Linked DNA regions of Homo sapiens: region 1 is linked to region 2. A link is a loop called in an ENCODE intact Hi-C map of the cell type or tissue named here. Cell type or tissue: heart left ventricle. All regions are shown on one strand.

Region 1 (2,500 bases), 380 kb before region 2:
AGAGACTTTTCTTCCCTTTTGAACCATGAGAAAGTGTTACCTTTCAAAACAAATATTACCTTTCAGAATAAAATGTATTTAAAAAATAAATAAAAAAATGGAATAAGAAAATAATTGGTAGTCTTGATTTGGGAAAATCTAAAACTGTTCTGTCACTAAAGTAATAATTAAAGAAAATTCCATGTATCAATTGGTAAAATTCTTATAATAAATGTAATTAAAAGAAATATAACCCTAATTTTAAAATATTCACATTTATCCATATGAACACTGGGAAATCATCAGAGCCAAAGTCAAAAAGAGACATTTCACAAAAGAGAAACATGAATTCTAAAACATATCAAAGAAACCTATGGAAACTACTTTTGTATAGTAATACTACTAAACTATATTATTATATTATATAGTAATACTATTATATTATTATATTATATAGTAATACTATTATATTATTATATTATATAGTAATACTATTATATTATTATATTATATAGTAATACTATTATATTATAGTAATACTATTTAACTCCCAATTTTCTGGTGTTTGCGTTTATTTTTTAATTTATTTTTGTTTTTTCACTCTGTCACCCAGGCTGGAGTGCAGTGGCACCATCTCAGCTCACTGCAGCCTCCACCTCCTGGGTTCATGCAATTCTCCTGCCTCAGCTTCCCAAGTAGCTGGGACTAAAGTCATGTGCCATTTTGCCCAGCTAATTTTTGTATTTTTAGTAGAGACAAGGTTTCACCACGTTGGCCAGGCTGGTCTCAAATGCTGTAATGCTGGCATTACAGGCGTGAGCCACCGCGCTAGGCCTGTTTTTATCAAAAGCCAGGTAGGCCTATATTTGGAAAGGCCTTGTCTTTTTCATTCATTTTTTTCTTATTTTGGGGGTGTAATTACCCTTAAATTTTTTTCTCTTATGGAATTTTCATTATGGATTTGCTAATCTTTTTTTTTTTTTTCTTGAGACAGAGTCTCGTTCTGTTGCCCAGGCTGGAGTGCAGTGGTGCAGTCTTGGCTTACTGCAGCCTTTGCCTCCCGGGTTCGTGATTCTACTGCCTCAGCCTCCCAAGTAGCTGAGACCACAGGCACATGCCACCACACCCGGCTAATTTTTGTACTTTTAGTAGAGAAGGGGTTTCACTATGTTGGCCAGGCTGGTCTCGAACTCCTGACCTCAGGTGATCCGCCTGCCTCGGCCTCCCAAAGTGCTGGGATTACAGGCGTGAGTCACCGCACCCGGCTCAGATTTGCTAATCTTTATGCTAAATGTGTTCACATAAAAATGATGTGATTAAATAAGGTGTGGTTTGTCTTAATTTGATAACACAGATTTTATGTAAAATCTCTTCTCCACCACCATTTTATAGATCGTACTTGAAGTGCTGACTTGTCAATGACAGAGATACTGAATAGACTGCTAAATGAATACTAATTCAAGACATTCCTGGGTCTGATGTTACTACATGTAGAAAACCACCAGGTGGCAGTACAAGCCAAGCACAAAACCCACACTAATTTAGAGCAGCACATTACACTTTACACATTACAGGATTACACTTTAATTGGAATAAATGAACAACTGAATAGTCATATTGGAGTAGAATCACCACATTTTCCAGGTGTTTTAAACCTGGTTTTTATATTTTTCATACTTGTTTTTCCAAGGTGAGGCTTTTCTTTAAATAAAAGTCTCGTCTAATTAATAGAAAAGACCTGTTAAGGTTACATCTTATGCATTCCAATTCAGACAAGTATGAAACATCTTTGAGTGGTAAGATTCCTGTACTGCAGACTCTATGTTCTAAGCTAACCAGGAGGATAAAGCTGGTGCTTCAGTCTGCAGCCAGCTTGCCAGTAGCAACGAGGGTTAAATTATTAATAGACCTTTCTTCTGTGGTTAGGCAGCTCGACTGGTCTTAATTTTTTTTTAAGTCAGGTATGATTTGGTTGCTGTGCTTAGTCACACATCTGGAAATAAATAGTTGCTAGACAAAAATAAATTTTTTATATTTTTATGACTAAATATATGTGGCATGTGTTTCATGTCCACACATTGCCAAGGATATTTTTAGAAAAATCTGTTTCCGTCAGTAACCTTGCTGTTAGCTTGATGGTGCAAGAGTCTTTGGGGAGCGCAAACAGCGTTGGAAGATCCTCTGCTCCTGTGGGACACAGAATTACTCAAACAGCACTAAACACAAAACCTGGGTTTCTAATGAGTGGGCTGTTCATGTATTAATGTTAGTATTTGGTTTTAGCCACTGAAAGAGAATTGCAGCTGTTCCATTAGAGATCTGAAGTCTGTCAAATGGGTGAGTTATATTTCTGAACTTGAAATTGAGAATATGAAACCTTCCCAGAAATCATGGTGAGCCCAAGAATGGCTGAAAGGCAGAAGTTTGAGGATCGCGATGCTTGACATTTCTAAAAAGGGGGAGTAGTAATTTCAATAAACTTTGGTCTACAATAGTGAATGTGGTCTCGATTCTGTAAGAC
Region 2 (2,500 bases):
GAAAATACCCATTTATAATTGTAAAATTCAAAAAATTCTTCCAGGGGGAACAAACATTCTACTTTGTTAATGCAAATTCGTTAACACAAATAAGCATGCGCGTGCGCGCACACACAAACACACACACACACACACACATACAGACGTACTGGGATTTTAAAATAATTTCTTTTTCTTGTTTTAGAACAGCATTAACTACCAGTATTATTTTTACAGTTTTGTACCATGATGCAGATCAGTTTTAAGGCAAGAAGGAGGATAATTTTAAAATGTGTTTCATATGGTCTGTTTTGCGTGGTAGGATAATCTGGATAAATCTTCCTTTGAGACATTCCTTTCGTTTATCTCTTTGTTTCTGCAACAACCTCCTTGTTCTTCACCTCCAGGAGGACAAACTTGACTTTTCCAGGGATTTACAATTATTTCCAGGTGTTGAGTAAAATACAAGATTGAAAGCACCATAATTTTCAAAAGTTCCTCACATCTTACATTTGTCCTTTATCTTTTAAATGCTCTGTTCATCATATTTTATAGAGTCATGTAGGTTGTAAGTCCTCCTGTGTTTGCTTTTGCATTCATATTTCACAATTTGCTAAGTTTACATCTATTTTTCCTCCTCTCATTGTCAGCATCCCCAGTGTCAATGGCTGAGTTCCTGATATTTTGTGTTCCTCCCTGAGACTTACTGAATCGTCTAATACGAAGACACTGAGCATACTCTTGGTGTGGGTTTCTCAGTGATGAAGGGGAGAATCTCTCATCTGTGCTGCCTTCAGCAGCTGTGTAAATACAGCTGGAAACTTGAAAGTGGACAGGGTCAATTGTAAATCGGTTTCCTTTCCCTTATGTGTTTTGGAATGCTGTTCTGAGAAAAACGAGCCGTGAATTTTAGTGGAGCCCTCCTGACTTCAACTTTTATACACATATGTAAGCAACCTTCTGGGTTTGGATAAAGCCCTGGACGTATAACTTCTTTAGCTTCAGGCTCTTCCTCAGACTTTGCATTGTAGAATATCCGAAACCTCATAACAAATGCAAATACTACAAATCCTTTACTCTTCCACATGTTTGCTGCAAGGGCGGTCTATTAGTTTCCCACGGTTGCGATAACAAAGTACCACAGACCGGAGGGCTTAAACAACAGGCATTCATTTCTTTACAGTTCTGGAGACTAGAATTCTGAGATCTAAGGTGTCACTGGGGTTTGTTTCCCTGGTGTTAGATGTGTTTCTTCCCACATCTTCGTGTGGTCTTCCCTATGTATGTGTCTGTGTCCTAATCTCTTCTTAGAAAGACACTGGTCACTTCAGGTTAGAGCCCGACCATATGACCTCATTTTACCTTAATTATCTCTTTAAAGACCCTATCTCCAAATACAGTCACATTCTGAGGTACTGAGAGTTCAGATTTTAGCATGTACATTTTGGGGGTGGTGTGTGGGGGGAGGGGACACAATTCAGCCCATAACAGGAAGGAAGCATGAGGAAAAGGGAGCTGGTGATAAGAAAATTACTCAAAGATAGCTACTGGAACATCATTGAATATGTGTGTTATACATTCAACAGGTATAAAATTGAACTCAGTGTCACCCACTGATCCTCCCATAGACACTTTTCTTCCTGTATTTTCTGTTTTAGGAAATCCCATCATCATCCAAGCAGTCACAAAGCCAGAATCTAGAATCATCTTAGACTCTTTTCTCCAGCTAATCTCCTGTGCTTTCTGAACCCATAATGAGTCCTGCAATTCTAACTCCATAATGCAACTTGACTCCTTCCCTCTTTTCCTTTCCCATGCCCTCCATCTTAATTTGGGCCATTCATATTTACTCATGTGAATTACTCTAATATTCTCTGAAATTGAACTCATTTCCTCATTTCTGCCCCTTCTCCGTGCTCAAATCCATCCGCCAAATTACTCTCAGAATAACCTTCCCTGGAAAAAAAAAATCTTGTCACTTTCAGATTACATTTCTTCTACAGTTTTGCATTACTTTAAGAATAGCATTCACATTTCTTAAGCATGAAATACAATTCTTTCCCTTCGGTCTGATTGGTTGAACTTAGGTCACCTGCTTATTAGCCCATTATCAGATCCAATTCAATACACTGATTGGCTAAGATAATTAGAATCTATTCCTTGGCGTCACCTTCCCTGGATCTAGCAGGCTGTATGGGAGGGATGGAGACCAGGACAAAAATCAAGATTTCGTTGAGAAGGAAGAAAGGGATAATGGATGTTACATATGCGATCAACAATGTATCCTGCGATCTGTTCCTTCATGGAATTTATAGTCTAGTGGTGAAGACAGAAAAATAAAGTCCAAGTTCAGGTGTAGAGTGGTAAGGACAAGTGTAGAGTTCTGTACCTGGTGCACTGTGACCACAAAGACTCCTTTCTAAATGAGATCAGCAGTTCAAAGAACATTTCTTAAAAAGGTGGTGATGCCTAAACTGAATGTGAGAAGAAGGAGCAGGAATTAGCAAATTGAAGAAGTGGG

Evidence for each region. Peaks named below come from ENCODE experiments on the same cell type or tissue, not always from the same donor. Only the 100,000 strongest peaks of a DNase experiment are listed, where the experiment ranks them.
Region 1: it touches region 2 in a loop (3-fold over the local background); 47 of 110 quality-filtered maps call a loop at or near these places.

The regions. Positions count from the first base shown.
Region 1 is chr5:112,146,104-112,148,603 of GRCh38, reverse strand. It overlaps a transcript of EPB41L4A not described here. Among named protein-coding and RNA genes, the nearest start is that of EPB41L4A-AS1, 13 kb to the left of the region's middle. In heart left ventricle, a CTCF peak has its summit at 1,483 (motif pointing right); no DNase peak of the experiment used is centred here; H3K27ac peaks cover 292 bases.
Region 2 is chr5:111,761,393-111,763,892 of GRCh38, reverse strand. It overlaps a transcript of NREP not described here. Among named protein-coding and RNA genes, the nearest start is that of NREP, 5.4 kb to the right of the region's middle. In heart left ventricle, no CTCF peak of the experiment used is centred here; no DNase peak of the experiment used is centred here.